2 separate regions of the Homo sapiens genome follow, and region 2 is linked to region 1. A link is an interaction called in ENCODE POLR2A ChIA-PET data of the cell type or tissue named here. Cell type or tissue: GM12878. All regions are shown on one strand. Each heading gives the region's core, and the rest is flanking DNA. Links, peaks and the distances in the headings are about the cores only. Region 1 has its middle 24 kb from the start of CXCR5. Region 2 overlaps LOC105369519 (a long non-coding RNA gene).

What was found. ChIA-PET counts read pairs that join two places held together with the same protein. Peaks named below come from ENCODE experiments on the same cell type or tissue, not always from the same donor. Only the 100,000 strongest peaks of a DNase experiment are listed, where the experiment ranks them.
Region 2: POLR2A ChIA-PET joins it to region 1 with 6 read pairs; 9 of 35 experiments call an interaction of 5 or more read pairs at or near these places.

The regions. Positions count from the first base shown.
Region 1 is chr11:118,855,325-118,863,652 of GRCh38, reverse strand. No RefSeq gene overlaps it. Among named protein-coding and RNA genes, the nearest start is that of CXCR5, 24 kb to the left of the region's middle. RefSeq lists an enhancer at 7,139-7,228. In GM12878, for the core only: no CTCF peak of the experiment used is centred there; no DNase peak of the experiment used is centred there; H3K27me3 peaks cover 143 bases.
Region 2 is chr11:118,692,399-118,700,726 of GRCh38, reverse strand. It overlaps LOC105369519 (a long non-coding RNA gene), which reads right to left. Exons shown (of 4, transcript XR_007062909.1): 2 at 7,612-7,775. Among named protein-coding and RNA genes, the nearest start is that of TREH, 17 kb to the right of the region's middle. RefSeq lists an enhancer at 8,219-8,328. In GM12878, for the core only: no CTCF peak of the experiment used is centred there; DNase peaks (open chromatin) are centred at 4,786 and 8,056; H3K4me3 peaks cover 593 bases; H3K27ac peaks cover 2,174 bases.

The sequences.
Region 1 (8,328 bases), core at 322-8,321:
CCACACCCAGCTAATTTTTGTATTTTTAGTAGAGATGGGGTTTCATCATCTTGGCCAGGTTGGTTTTGAACTCCTGACCTCATGATCCACCTGCCTCGGCCTTCCAAAGTGCTGGGATTACAGGTGTGAGCCACTGTGCCTGACCCTAAATGGTATTTAAAGCCAAGGAAGTGAGTGTAGGCAGAGAAGGGATTAAGGATTGTGGCCCTGGGCACCCCAAGGTTCAGAGGTTAGGGAACTATATGAATTCATTTAATCCTCACAATAATCTTCTGAGGAAATTGTTATTACTGTAGTGTCACCATTTAATTAGTGATGGGCCAGGCACGGCGGCTCACACCTGTAGTCCCAGCACTTTGGGAGGCCAAGGTGGGCAGATCGCCTGAGGTCAGGAGTTCAAGACCAGCCTGGCCAACATGACGAAACCCCATCTCTACTAAAAATATAAAAATTAGCTGGGCATGGTGGCGCAAGCCTGTAGTCCCAGCTACTCGGGAGGCTGAGGCAGGAGAATGGTGTGAACCTGGGAGGCGGAGCTTGCAGTGAGCCGAGATTGCACCACTGCAATCCAGCCTAGCGACAGAGTGAGTATCCATCTCAAAAAAAAAAAAAAAAAAGTGATGAAATTGAGGCAAAAAGAGGTTAAGTAACTTGCCCAAAGTCATGCAGCCAATAAGTAGCAGAACTGGGATCTGAACCAGCCAGTCTGGCTCAAACCATTGTATATTTCACCTCTAGGCTATAACAGGTTGGCTCTGTTAAATGGCATACTTTGCAAGTAGAGAAATTGAGTTTTAGGTTAAATAATTTGTTAATATTGGTGGTCGGTGGCAGAGCTGGGATATAAACTCTCTCACTGGTTCTTTGTTTTAAGAGATCTCTGCATTTTTGTTTTTTTTGAGACGGAGTTTCACTCTCGTTGCCCAGGCTGGAGTGCAATGGCACCATCTTGGCCTCCTAAAGTGCTGGGATTACAGGCGTGAGCCACCAAACTCGGCCAGATCTCTGCATTTTTAATTACTCTGCTGTATGATCTGTGCAACGTTTAGTTTTTATTTTCTTTATTTCTGAGACAGAGTTTCACTCTCGTTGCCCAGGCTGGAGTGCAATGGTGCAATCTCGACTCACTGCAACCTCCACCTCCTGGGTTCAAGTAATTATCCTGCTTCAGCCTCCTGAGTAGCTGGGATTACAGGCACCTGCCACCACGCCCGGCTAATTTTTTGTTTTTGGTTTTTTTGAGACGGAGTCTCACTCTGTTACCCAGGATGGAGTGCAGTGGCGTGACCTCAGCTCACTGCAACCTCCGCCTCCCAGGTTCAAGTAATTCTCCTGCTTCAGCCTCCTGAGTAGCTGGGATTACAGGTGCCCACCACCATGCCTGGGTAATTTTTTGTGTGTGTTTTTAGTAGAGACGGGGTTTCACCATGTTGGCTAGGTTGGTCTCGAACTCCTGACCTCAGGCAATCTGCCTGCCTTGGCCTCCCAAAGTGCTGGGATTATAGGTGTGAGCCACTGCACTCAGCCTCTATGCAACATTTAAATGATGGGTGTACCTGTAGTCTAAACTGCCTGGGAGGCTGAGTGGGGAAGGATGGCTTAAGCCCAGGAGCTAGAGTCCAGTCTGGGCAATATAGCGAGACCCTGCCTCTAGAAATTTTTTTTAAAAAAGGCCGGGCGCAGTGGTTCATGCCTGTAATCCCAGCACTTTGGGAGGCCAAGGCGGGTGGATTACAAGGTCAGGAGATCGAGACCATCCTGGCTAACACGGTGAAACCCCGTCTCTACTAAAAATACAAAAAATTAGCCGGGCGTGGTGGCGGGCGCCTGTAGTCCCAGCTACTTGGGAGGCTGAGGCAGGAGAATGGTGTGAACCTGGGAGGCGGAGCTTGCAGTGAGCTGAGATCGCGCCACTGCACTCCAGCCTGGGTGACAGAGCAAAGACTCCATCTCAAAAAAAAAAAAAAAAGATGGGGATAAAAACCTCCCGCATCTCTCAAATCACCACCCTTAATCAACTACCTTTCCTACCTACACACAAGACAAATTTTCTGGCTTGTCACTGTTATTGGAGAAATGGGATACCAGATCGAGGTGCTAAGTCAGTGTCAGTTCCTGCTCCCCTGCTTCTTCCTCCTCTCCTGGGCAAGAATTCCATGACTGGACATGATTCCTGACTTCTGAAAGCACAGGTCTTAAGGGTGTTCTGTGGAATGGTTCTCTGTAGCCAACAGCAACTTGCTTTCCTTGCCAGTTTAGTTTCTCCTTCAGCAAAACAAGAGGATTGGGTCAGGACACTGGTTCCGAAGCTTGGCTGTGAATCTGAACTACCTACCTGGGCACTGTTTAAAGCCTACAGTGCCCACCACAGACCTATTGAATCAGACTCTTCAGGGGTGAGACCCAGGCATGTATACGGTGGCTCTAAAACACCCTTCAATAAGAAGCCCTGGGCTAGATGATCTTGAAGGTCTCTCAGCTCTAATGCACTGTGCTTCCCTGATGTCTTTCTCAGGGCCAGCACAAAGTGGAACTCTGAACAGAAGGCAGAGAACCTGGGTTCTTATTCCAGCCATGCTAGTAACAGCTCCGAGTTACTTCCACTCTTGGGGCTTCAGTTTCCTTATCTGCAACAAGAGTTGGGGGTAGGGGGGTTGCCCTAGATTCCTTCATCCAGCAAGTATTTATTGAGCACCTACTCTGTCAAGCTCTGGGATTCATGGGGTCTGAGTCTTGGTCATGGAATAGGATGACATTGCAAGGGGTAAGGGCTGCTGCCAGGCAACTGGGCCTGGTTTAAATTAAATTAAATTATTTAATTTAATTAAAGGCAAGGACATCACAGGTCCTTTTTTTTTTTTTTTTTCTTGAGACGGAGTCTTGCTCTGTCGCCCAGGCTGGAGTGCAGTGCTGGTGCAATCTCAGCTCACTGCAACCTCCTCCTCCTGGGTTCAAGTGATTCTCCTGCCTCAGTCTCCCGAGTATCTGGGATTCCAGGTGCCCGCCACTACGCCTGGATAATTTTTGTATTTTTAGTAGAGACGGGGTTTCGCCGTGTTGGCCAGGCTGGTCTCGAACTCCTGACCTCGTGATACACCTGCCTTGGCCTCCCAAAGTGCTGGGATTACAGGCATGAGCCACCGCGCCCAGCCCCCCACTGGTCCTCTTTTAGTACCACCATGATGGTTTCCTGTCCCCAAACTCTCTTCCAACCCTTGTTAACCATAGCTAGTCTCCACAGCAACAAACAAACCTCCTGGGTTCAGAAAGGGAACTGTATGTAAAACTGGCTAAATAAAAGTTATTAGCTTGTCTAGATAATCCCACTAGCCAGTTCTGAGATCTGAGACTAAACTATTCCACACACAATGGCACAACTAGAACCTTGTGGTTCACAGCGTGGCCCACAGATCAGCATTGGATCTGTCACTGACAGCTTGTTAAAACTGGAATCCTAGGCTCCACCCTGGTCCTACTGAATCAGAGACTGCATTTAAAGTGATCCCTAGGTGATTGTATGCACATTACGGTCTGAGAAACACTAAACTAAAAAACTATGAGCTCAGAAAATCTGTGGCAAGAAATGTGTGTGAAACCTATAAGAGGAAATCCATACCACTTCCCCGAGAGACAGCACATAGCGTGTTTCTGGATGGGAATACTCAGTGGGGGGAAGATGACAATTCTCACTCGCATGAAATGGATCAAAGTGATTTTTTTTTCTACTGTCATTTTTCTTTTTCTCTATATTTTTCAAAATTGATATATCATGATGGTACATATTGGTACATATTGTGGGGTGTGTGTAGGTCAAATTGATTTTTGAAGTTAATTTGAGAGAATAAATTGGCTGGGCATGGTGGCTCACATCTGTAATCTCAGCACTTTGGGAAGCCAAGACAGGAGGATCCCTTGAGGCCAGGAGTTCAAGACCAGCCTAGGCAACATAGCAAGACTCCATTTCTACAAAAAATTGTTAAAAATTTGCCGGGCTTGATGGGTGCACGCCTATAGTCCTAGCTTCTCAGGAGGCTGAATGAGGAGGATTGCTCGAGCCCAGGAGTTTGAGGCTGCAGTGAGCTATGATAGCGCCACTGCACTCCAGCCTGGGTGACAGAGCAAGAACCTGACTCTAAAAAAAAAAATTATAAAATAAACAGACAAGAATAGAGTTTTTTTTCTTTTGGAAAATAAATACAATAAGGTAGGATTTCCCCTATTAGATATTATGTTAAGCTGTGTGTAGTGGCTCACACCTATAATCCCAGCACTTTGGGAGGCCGAGGTGGGCAGATCACCTGAAATCAGGAGTCTGAGACCAGCCTGGCCAACATGATAAAACCCCTGTCTCTACTAAAAATACAAAAAAAAAAAAAAAAAAAAAAAAAAAGCCAGGCATGGTGGTGCACACCTGTTATTCCAACTACTCGGGAGGCTGAGGCAGGAGAATTGCTTGAATCCAGGAGATGGGGGTTCCAGTGAGCTGCGATTGCACCACTGAACTCCAGCCTGGACAACAGAGCAAGACTCCATCTCATGGCTGGGCGCAGTGGCTCACACCTGTAATCCCAGCACTTTGGGAGGCTGAGGCGGGCGGATCATGAGGTCAGGAGTTCGAGACCAGCCTGACCAACATGGTGAAACCCCATCTCTACTAAAAATACAAAAATTAGCCAGGCGTGGTGGCGCACGCCTGTAATCCCAGCTACTCAGGAGGCCAAGGCAGGAGAATCGCTTGAACCCAGGAGATGGAGGTTGCAGTGAACTGAGATTGTGCCACTGAACTCCAGCCGGGCGACAGAGTGAGACTCCGTTTCAAAAAAAAAAAAAAAAAAAAAGACTCCAACTCAAAAAAAAAAAAAGAAAAGAAATGATGTTAAGAGGAATTCAGGTTCTGGAGAAAGAGAATCTGGGTTTAGGCCAGGTGCAGTGGCTCACGCCTGTAATCCCAGCACTTTGGGAGCCCGTGGTGGGCTGATCACGAGGTCAGGAGATCGAGACCATCCTGGCTAACATGGTGAAACCCCGCCTCTACTAAAAAAATTACAAAAAAAAAAATTAGCCCGGCGTGGTGGTGGGCACCTGTAGTCACAGCTACTCGGGAGGCTGAGGCAGGAGAATGGCGTGAACCTGGGAGGCAGAGCTGGCAGTGAGCCAAGATTGCACCACTGCACTCCAACCAGGGCGACAGAGTAAGACTCCGTCTCAAAAAAAAAAAAGAAGAAAATTGGGTTTGAATCTGACTTTGCCACTTCCTGAACATGTCACTGCTATGGACTGCATGGTGTCCCCTCAGATTCATATGTTGAGGCCCTCCCCTTCTCCTCCCCGTCTCCTTTCCCCACCCCCTGCCCAGCACAAAGGAAAGGGCACTTCATGAAGACACAGCGAGAAGGTGGCCATCTACAAACCAGGGAGAAAGCCCTTGCCCAAAGCTGAACCCTGCCAGAACCTTCCAGCCTCTAGAACTGTGAGAAGATATTGATAAATTTCTGTTGTACAAGCCACTCAGTCTGTAGTATTTTGTATGGCAGCCCGAGCAGACTAAGGCTGCCATCTTGGGAAACCTTCCTAACATCTCGTAGCCTCTGTTTCTTCCTCCTGTAAAATGGGAGTAAGAATATCATTTACAGCATCCTTATGAGTATTAAAGGAAATAGTATATGTCAAACACTCAGCAGAATGCCTGGCCCATAACAGTTGTTCAACAAATGACGATTACAGTGATAACAACTGCACCACTGGGCAAAAATCTGTAGAAAGACCAATGGAACAGAACAGATAACCCAGAAACAGACCTCAGCATTTCCATAAGCTCCAGGAGTGCAGAGAAAGTCTATGTTTGTACTCACCATTGTGTCATTTTCCCCATGCCTAACATATATAGGGCATACAGGAAGTGCTTAAAAAGTGTATGTTGTATTAGAATTTCATACACATGGCTGGGCATGGTGGCTTACACCTGTAATCCCAGCACTTTAGGAGGCCCAGGTGGGAGAATGACGTGAGCTCAGGAGTCCCAGGCCAGCCTGGGCAACGTCGCGAAACCCCATCTGTACAAAAAATACAAAAATTAGCCAGGCATGGTGGCACGTGCCTGTAGTCCCAGCTTAAGCCTGGGAGGTTGAGGCTGCAGTGAGCTAAGATTGTGCCACTGCACTCCAGCCTGGGGTATAAAGTGAGACTCTGTCTCAAAAAAACCCCAAAATGTAATACATGCTAAAGAAGGACTCATAAATCAGTGGTGAAAGAGAAGACTAGTCTTTCAATAATACTGGGAAAATTGCTTACAGTTTTGGACTAAAATAACCAGATTTTATTATTTCATTTTATAAAGAGGCTTTTAAACCTTTTTGGACTATGACCCACAGTAAGAAATATGTGGAACATCTCGCCTGAATATAAATTAATAATTAAAACAAAAGTTTATAAAGCAATATTTATCCTTATTATGTCAGATGGACTCTGATCTATTCTATTCTATTCTATTCTATTCCTATATTATTAAAAAGAAAATTCTGGTGTCTGCCCAGTAAATTGATCTAATAACTCACTAGTGAATAGCTACCAGTAGTTTGAAGAATATTTCTTATACCAAAATTAATTTTTAATTTAAAAAAAGAAAAAATTATAGGTAAATAATATGAGAGTTTATTTATTTATTTATTTTTGAGACAGAGTCTTGCTCTGTATGTCACCCATACAGTACAGTAGCACCATCGGCTCACTGCAACCTCCGCCTCCCGGGTTCAAGCTATTCTCCTGCCTCAGCTTCCCGAGTATCTTGGATTATAGGCATGCACCACCACACCTGGCTAATTTTTTTATTTTTAGTAGAGACGGGGTTTCACCATGTTGGCCAGGCTGGTCTCGAACTCCTGACCTCAAGTGATCTGCCCGCCTCCGCCTCCCAAAGTGCTGGGATTACAGGCATGACCCACTGAGCCGGCCAAATAATAGGAGGTTTTGAAATGAGAAATGACTTGAGATTTTAAAAATAATGAAAAAAATAACAAAGGCAAACATCAACAAATTTGAGAACACCAACATTTTAAATATGTTATAGGGACCACATATGGCAAAGGCAGCTATGACAGACAGGATGTGGTCATCACTGGAGAGAAGAGGCCAGTTATTCTTGACATCTCTTTCTTCCTCATATTCGCCCACATGGAACCCAACAGCAAGTCCCGCAGATGCTGCCTCCATTCGTGCACTTTCTCCCTGGCCACAGGGAGATCTTAGTCCAGACCTGATCTTAGCCCTGATCTTAGTCCAGACCATCATTCTCTCACTCTGGGACTGCTGCCCCTACCTCCCAGCTAGTCTCCCTGCTTCCACTGTGCACCCCACAATCCTTTCTGCTCACAGCAGCCAGAGTCATCTTTTTTTTTTTTTTTTTTTTTGAGACAGGGTCTCACTATGTTGGCCAGGCTAGTCTCAAACTCCTGGTCTCAAGCGATGCTCCTTCCTCGGCCTCCCAAAGTGCCGAGATTGCAGTCATGAGCTACCATGCCCGGCCAAGAGTAATCTTTTTGAAGTATAAATTAAATCACTCTCAGTAATCCAATTAAGAAACTGGCAAATGAAAAATCTTACAAGTGCTGAATCTTCTGTCTGTCTGTATTTATATGTGTTGTGTGTGTGTGTGATGTTTATACATAAAAGAGCTCTGATTAATTGGCAGCAGGCAAGGTGAACCCCTTGGGCGGTTACAGAATGGAAGAGCGGGACTTGACTGTGACAGGCCAGACCTCTCTGCACTTCCACATTCCGAGGAGAAACTGAGGAGTCCAAGAATTCTAAATTCCAGCTGGCTTCCTAGTTCTTTTTTTATTTTTTATTTTCCAAGATGGAGTTTTGCTCTTGTCACCCAGACTGGAGTGCAGTGGCGTGATCTCGGCTCACTGCAACCTCCGCTTCCCAGGTTCAAGGGACTCTCCGGCCTCAGCTTCCCGAGTAGCTGAGATTACAGGCACACCACCACGCCCAGCTAATTTTTGTATTTTTAGTAGAGACGGGATTTCACCATGTTGGTGACAGGCGGGCACCTGTAATCTCAGTTACTCGGGAGGCTGAGGCAGGAGAGTCATCTGAATCCGGGAGGTGGACGTTGAGTGAGATTGTGCCATTGCACTCCAGCCTGGGTAACAGAGGGAGACTCCGTCTCACAAAAGAAAAAGCAAAACAAAAAAGCAAAAAACAAAACACAGCACTTTGTAGATTCCCAGGATTTTAGGAGTTGTATGCTGGGAAATGGTGATAAAGACCAAATATATATTTCAGAATATCACAGGAGGATAAACCATATTTGGTCTAATAGTCTCT
Region 2 (8,328 bases), core at 253-8,252, 160 kb after region 1:
TGGGACGGCTCATCTGTGTTCTTATGTGATGTTTTGGCTGAGGTGGCTCAACTGGGACTGTGAGATCCCACAGCTTCACTCACCCATGCAGTGCCTCAGCTGAAGGGGTCAGAATGGCTGGTGGCTGGCTGGGCATCCTGCTCTCCCTTTGCTGTCTTTCATCTTCTAGGTCATTTCTCTCTCCAATAAAGCAGGTGAACTTGGTTTCATAGTGGCTGGATCCCAAGAGGGTGAAAATGGAAACTGCCAGGCCTCCTAAGGCCTAAGTCTGGACCTGGCATAATATCACTTCCACCTTCTACTAGTCAAAGTGAGTCACAAGGCTGGCCCAGATTTAAGGGGAGGGGCGAAAGGAAATAAATTTCACTTCTTTTTTTTTTTTTTTTTCTGAGAGGAGACTAGCTCTGTCAGCTAGACTGGAGTGCAGTGGTGCAATCTTAGCTCACTGCAACCTCCGCCTCCCGAGTTCAAGCAATTCTCCTGCCTCAGCCTTCTGAGTAGCCCAGCTAATTTTTGCATTTGCAGTAGAGATGGGGTTTCACCATGTTGACTAGGCTGCTCTCAAATTCCTGACCTCATGTGATCTGCCGACTTTGGCCTCCCAAAGTGGTGTGATTACAGGTGTGAGCCACTGCGCCCGGCCACATTCCACTTCTTGATGGGAGGAGTGACATTACAGGGATGAACAAAACTGTTGGTGGCCATCTTTGTTGATAATGCACCACAACGAGTAAAAGTGAAATGGAGATTTTTTCATCAATGGGAGGCTCCACATGAAAATTTTCTAAAACAAAACAAAATTTAAAAATTAAAACAAGGTCTTTTCAGAGGAAGACTTTTGAAAGAGTTTATCCTAAAGTACCATCAGCAAGAGAGCTGCTAATACATTTTTGTTAAGAGAAAGGAAATTGACCTCAAAAGGAGTGAGAGGGCAATGAAAGCAATGAAGAGCAAAGAAACTGGTAAACATGTGGGTAAGTCCACAGAAGCACTGATGGTGGGAACCACAGCAGCAATGACGATGATTGGTTGGAGGCATGAAAACAAAGTCAGCCTGTGATGCCGAGTGACAGTCTGTAAGACAGAAGGTGTGATCAGAGCTAAAGAGTGCCTTTCCTCCTGCAGGGGACAATTTCTGATTAGCTTTAGATTCTGTAATTCAGTGCGCATGTGAAAAATGTGGATGGAGGGAAGCATGAGAGACTAGGAATGAAATCCATCACTTCCAAGCCCAAACAAACAAACAAACAAATGTATGAACAATAAACAAATAAAGAAATAAAACTAGAAAAAGTAATAAAAGAGACTCAATACATTTTTTTTTCTTGAGACTGAGTCTCGCTCTGTCACCCAGGCTGGAGTGCAGTGGCACAATCTTGGCTCACTGCAACCTCCACCTCCTGGGTTCGAGCAGTAAGAGAATCAATAAATTTGAGGCCGGGTGCGGTGGCTCACACTGGTAATCCTAGCACTTTTGGAGGCTGAGGGGGGCAGACTACCTGAGATCAGGAGCTCGAGACCAGCCTGGCCAACATAGCAAAACCCTGTTTCTACTAAAAATACAAAAATTAGCCGGGTATGGTGGCAGGCACCTGTAATCCCAGCTACTGGGGAGGCTGAGGCAGGAGAACTGCTTGAACCCAGGAGGTAGAGGTTGCAGTGAGCCAAGATTGCGCCACTGCACTCCAGCCTGGGCGACAAAGCGAGACTCTGTCTCAAAAAAAAAAAAAGAAAAATTTGACAGGAGTAGGACAAAAGTGAAGAGAAACAAAAAGGGCTAGGTGCGGTGGCTCACGCCTGTAATCCCAACACTTTTGGAGGCCAAGGTGGACAGATCACCTGAGGTCAGGAGTTCGAGACCAGCCTGGCCAACATGGTGAAACCCCATCTCTACTAAAAATACAAAAATTAGGTGGGCGTGGTAGCAGGCACCTGTAATCCCAGCTACTCAGAAGGCTGAGGCAGGAGAATCACTTGAACCTGGGAGGCCGAGGTTGCAATGAGTCAAGATTGCGTCACTGGACTTCAGCCTGGTTGACAGAGCAAGACTCTGTTTCCAAAAAAAAAAAAAAAAAAAGTGAATGTTCTTAATGTCCCTGAAATGTACACTTAAAAGTGGTTAAGATAGAAAATTTTATGCCATGTATATTTTACCACAACAAAAAAACATGCCAAGCAACCCTAGCAGATCCACGCATGAACAGCAGAGGTATAAAAGCATGCAGGGGACTGATACACCATACATTCAGGAGCGCAGTCATGCCTGGGTGGGCGAGGAACCCAGGTAGGAAAGGGAACACCAAACACAGGATGCTTTCGGTGGATCTGTTATGCTTCCGTTCTAAAAACAGAATCTGACACGCTTACATTTCTTACCATTATACTGTAGACTTTTCTTTTCTTTTTCTTTTTGAGGTGGAGTTTCACTGTTGTTGCCCAGGCTGGAGCGCAATGGCATGACCTCTGCTCACCGCAACCTCCGCCTCCTGCGTTCAAGCAATTCTCCTGCCTCAGCCTCCCAAGTAGCTGTGATTACAGGCATGCGCCATTACGCCTGGCTAATTTTGTATTTTTAGTAGAGACAGGGTTTCTCCATGTTGGTCAGGCTGGTCTCGAACTTCCGACCTCAGGTGATCCACCTGCCTTGGCCTCCCAAAGTGCTGGGATTACAGACGTGAGCCATTGCACCCAGCTTGTTTTTCTTTCTTTTTTTTTTTTTTGAGACGGAGTTTCGCTCTTGTTGCCCAGGCTGAAGTGCAATGGCACCGTATCGGGTCACTGCAACCTCCACCTCCCGGGTTCAAGTGATTCTCCTGCCTCAGCCTCCTGAGTAGCTGGGATTACAGGCGCCTGCCACCACGCCCAGCTAATTGTTTGTATTTTTAGTAGAGACAGGGTTTCTCCATGTTAGGCAGGCTGGTCTCGAACTCCCAACCTCAGGTGATCCGCCCACCTCAGCCTCCTAAAGTGCTGGGATTACAGGCATGAGCCACTGTACCTGGCCAGCTGACCACCTCTTTATCCTGGGAACAAGCTCCTCCTGCAGCTGCCTCCGCGTATTTGGCATCATCCTTGCCAAGTCTGGAGCAGGGCCTTGTGTGTGGTGTTGTCTCCCCTGGAAGTCTCCAAGTCAGAAGATCCTTCCTGACCCACCCTCTCCAGGCCGACCCACCACATCGCCATTGCAAGAATCCCAGCAGCGGAGGGTGGAGAAACTGCCTGGGGAATCTGAGCTATTAAACAAGCCGTCATCCGCAGGGGCTGCAGCAGCAAAGGCTGCCTTTTCTGGGGAAACCTGGAAGTGTCTTTTTGAGTCAACAGTAGGTGCCCTGCTGTCCTCGCTGCATTTGCTGGAAGTTGTTTGCAGAGGTCTGGGCATCTGGAATTCACTGCCAAGGCCGTGAGGAAGGTGGTCGACGTTCCAGCTCAGCGTCACCTGCCAGAGCCTCCTCCTTCCCCAGCAGGTGACCCCTTCCCCCTTGAACCGGAGATGAAGGTGTTTGCTATGATCTCACCTCCATGTTACTGACTGTCTCCATTCCCCTGGCTGAGCTAAGCCTCTGTGGCCATGGGTGTCCTCTGAGCTCTCATGCAAATGGTGAAGCCAAGCCTGGACTGCATGCGGACCATGGTAAGGCCCCAGAGGACATGGTCCTATTTGCTGCTTTGAGGCTGATCTTTGCTTATCTGACCACCAGGGTTACCCTGAGGCTGCAAGCGTGGAAGTAATGCCCAGGTAGGCCCCTGCCACCCTCCCTCCAGCCACAGGCTTGTGTTATGTGAGGTTCAGAGTGAGAAGGCTCCTGAAGGAGCAGCTTTGTGGTGATTGGCTGACAACACTCTCAACACGCCTCCTCTGAGCCTTCTGGAATATTTGCCAGGAACATGACTGAGGCCTGCACAGTGAGGCAGAGGACACAGTCCTCTGGGCCCCTCAGCTGCTGAAATGAAGTCAACTGCAGTGTTTCTACCCATAAGTGAAACAGGCGTATGGCTGACTATCTGCGCGGCTAAAATACATCATTTCCGACCTTTTTTCTTTTTTTTGAGATGGAGTTTCACTCTTATTCCCCAGGCTAGAGTGCAATGGCGTGATCTCAGCTCACTACAACCTCCACCTCCCAGGTTCAAGCAATTCTCCTGCCTCAGCCTCCCAAATAGCTGGGATTACAGGCATGTGCCACCATGCCCTGCTAATTTTGTATTTTTAGTAGAGACGGGGTTTCACCATGTTGGTCAGGCTGGTCTCAGAACTCCTGAGGTCAGGTGATCCACCCACCTCAGCCTCCCAAAATGCTGGGATTACAGGCATAAGCCACCGTGCTGGCTAGTTTTGTATTTTTAGTAGAGACGGGGTTTCACCATGTTGGTCAGGTTGGTCTTGAAACTCCTGAGGTCAGGTGATCCACACGCCTTGGCCTCCCAAACTGCTGGGATTACAGGTATGAGCCACCGCGCCCGGCTTATCATTTCCAACTCTTACAATGGCTTTTGAAGAGAGCTGTTACTATCCCCACTTTGCCAAAGAAGAAACTGAGGCTCAGAGAAGTCATATAACTTGCCTGCATGCAAGCCAAATGTGGTCTCAGAGGTCAAAGTCAGGTGGTCCCAGGGGGTGGGGTGGTGGGGTGGGCAGGCCCGAGCTCTGAGCTAGGGCAGGTGCTCTTTTGGCCCCGAGTTCCTGCCATTGCAGGCAGCACTGATTGAGGAAAGTGAGTGGGAGGTGTTAGACCATAGTAGTTTCACAGCAGCAAATGACTGTCACAGTAAGGACAAGCCTGTTCTTTGCCTGCTTATTTATTTATTTAACTACCACTCACCACAACAGAAACTGGTTATCTGCAGGTGCACAGCTATTCTAAGAGAGTGAATGGGTGTGCAGCTTCCTATTAGAGCTCCAAGGATCAGTCAGAGCCCTCCGGCCTGGCCCGCCCTGCCCTGCCAGCTCTGCTGCCCCGGGAGGCCACCTCACGTGCCGGCTGCTTCACTGCTCTCCCCTCCCGTCCAAATGGGGCCAAACCAAGCATGGTGGTGAACTTTTTTTTTTTTTTTAAGACAGAGTCTCGCTCTGTTGCCTCAACCTCCCCAGTAGCTGGGACTACAGGCACCCGCCACCACAGCCGGCTAATTTTTGTATTTTTAGTAGAGACGGGGTTTCACCATGTTGGCCAAGATGGTTTCAAACTCCTGACCTCAGATGATCCACCCACCTAGGTAGGCCTCCTAAAGTGCTGGGAGTACAGATATAAGCCACCGAGCTCGGTTCTGATAGACTCTTTTTAAAAATTCTCAAAAATGTCCGGGCGCGGTGGCTCACACCTGTAATCCCAGCACTTTGGGAGGCCAAGGTGGGTGGATCACCTGTGGTCAGGAGTTCAAGACCAGCCTGGCCAACATGGTGAAACGCCATCTCTACTAAAAATACAGAAATTAGCCGGGTGTCATGGCGCATGCCTATAGTCCCAGCTACTCGGGAGGCTGAGGCAGGAGAATCGCTTGAACCCGGGAGGTGGAGGTTGCAGTGAGCCCAGATCACGCCACTGTACTCCAGCCTGGGAGACAGGGCGAGACTCTGTCTCAAACAACAACAACACAAAATTCTCAAATGATTTTATTATCAGCTGTAGCACAACCCAGGAAGGTGCATAAAACACATATGGCAGTTTAACAGATCACTGTGAAGCAGACACCTGGAAATCGAGTGGTGACAGGGCCTTGCATCCCAGAAGCTGGAAGTGCGCAGCTCCACACCATCCCGGCCTCGCTGCCCGCCACGGGGGATGTCGGGAAGCGTTTGCCCTAGAGCTCAGGTGAGAGGTCTGGGGATCCAGAGCTGGTGTCTACCAGACAAGGCAGGTGTGAGAAGCTGTGGATGCACACGCTCAGTGTCACCTGATGTTTGGGTCTGTATATATGGATATTAGTCCTTGGTTCCTTATGCATTATTCGACACCCTTCCTTCACCCTCTTCCTACAGTGAGGTCTGCCTCTCACATCCAGAGGGAGGTTGAAGTTAGGCCAGGCAGAGGCGTGCTACAATATCCCTAGGACATTAGAACCTGGACGGAAATGTAATGGGAATGAAGGAAAGCATGTGACCGGAAGGCCCCTTGAGAAGAGAGCAGATGCTCAGAGGAAGGATCTGCTTGAGATTCCCTTCAGCTGTGACAGAAATCTGAAAACCAGAGGCTTAAACAACTATGAGGGTTGTTTTTTCATATCACAGAAGTCTAAGGCTGTCGTGACTCGAAGTTGCCATCGAGAACCCAGTCTCTTTTCACCTTCCTGGGCTGCCATCTGAAGCAGGTGGCTGTCGGCTGAGGTTTACTGCCTCGTGGATACAAGGTGGCTGCTGCAGTGCCAAGCCTTTCATCTGCATCAAGGCAGGAAGAGGGAGGGCAAAGGACTCAACGCAGAGCCGGTTGAGTCTCTCCCCTTTTAGGAGCCTGCCTCAGATCCTTTTGCAGTGACGTCCACTTATGTCTCATTTGCCAGAACTGGGTCCCTGGCCACCCTGAACTGTAGGGGAGCCTGGAAAATCAACTTAAACAAAGCTGGTCACGCTGATACCCTGAGAACAGGCATTGAGAAGGAAACTAGTAGCTTTTCCTCAAAGAAATAATTTGCAGTGGGGACAATAAGACTTCCCTCCCCTAAGCTGCTTTCTAAGGATGGTGGGCCCAGGAGGGCTCAGAGCCCTTGCTGCATGGGGTGAAACTTGGGGTCAGAGCTGAGTTGCTGAGGACGAAGAAGAGGCTGAGCTGCGTCTCCTGTGGTGCCCTTCCCAGCCCTTCACACAGCTTGCAGCTTCTCCTTGAAATCAAAGCTGAACCCATATTTTAAAGTGTTCTGTTTTCCCACCAATGATGTATCTGCTTGTAAATGTGTTAAGAAAGACTGGGCAGACAAGCTAAGTGGTGAGATGTGGGTGGGGACTCAGGTACACGCAACCCCGAGGGCAGCCCAGAGCTGCGTCCTTATGGGCTAGGGCTTCACCATATTGGTCAGGCTGGTCTCAAACTTCTGACTTCAGGTGATCCGCCTGCCTCGGCCTCCCAAAGTGCTGGGATTACAGGCATGAGCCACTGTGCCCAGCCCTATCTTCCTTTTAGACTTGTAAGAGATCTCTACATATTACAGATACCAATATGTACATAGGATACCAATTTAAAGGGACACCAAATGATTGTGTCAACATTCCAGGCTGAGGTTGCATTCAGGGGTGCGGTCCTGCGCTCTGCAGGAGTACGAAGTCCCAGCCCACAAAGCCCCTTTGGTGGAGGTCAGACTCCTCCTAACCGTACCCACACAGGAATCACTCTTAGATTTACAGTCAGAATTAGAGACATTGAGACATTTTAAAAACAGGAGCGTGTGAGCTGAAATATAAATTTCCACCTTCCTTTGACAAATCAGGATCCCCCAGCCCCATAGCAGCCACCCTCTGAGCAGTGGCCTCCCTTACACAGGAATACGCTTCCGGTTCAGCCCAGTTCCCGTCACCCCAAGACTAGGTCCCCAACACTCACTTCCCCCTTGCACTGTTGGCTCCCTTATCCCCAACATATTTTGCACATTCCTATTACTGGAATTTGAGTTTGCAACACTGACCTAGAGCAAAGCCTTCAATTTATATACAGGCAACGAGGAATGGTAGAGGTTCTTGCCCAAGGGCACACAGCCTATGATGGTACAGCCAGGCCTTCAGTGGGGTCTCTTGGGAACTAGTGTCCCCGGAGATCAACTAACACTGCGAATCCCTGGGACTGCAGAGCCTGTGGGGGAGAAAGGGAATGTAACTTGAGTTGGGGTCACTTGGTTGCATCTGAATTTGCTGGTATTGGGCTGTGGCAGTGGAACTCCTGGCCTGGCAGGGAGATGCCTAGTTGTCTGGGCATGGTAGCTCCCTCACCCCATGCCCTGTTCCCACGGGGAGAGAGGAAGCCGCAGTGGTTGAGGTGAAAACCAGAGGTCGTGCAGCCCTGGCAGACAGAGGCAACCACGGACAGCTGCAGCAGGCTGGTGACTGGCCCACAGGCACCCTCCACACCCTTGCTGCAAAAATTGCTGTCGTGTGCAGAATTTCGGAAACGTGCAAAGCCTGAGAGTGGGTGCTCAGGAGCCCTCCCTGGTGTGTGCAGGCAGCCCTCGGTGACTCAGCCCAAACCCCAACCATGGGCATCAGGCAGCTGAGGGCTAAAAAAAAAAAAAAAAAAGTTTCTGATGTACAGATGGCTGTGGTTTGAGTAGAGGAGTAGGAGGAGAGAAATGGAGCCTTCCTTGTCTTGCTCCAAGCTCTGGTTGAGGCGTAGGCCCTGCTCTGGGAGG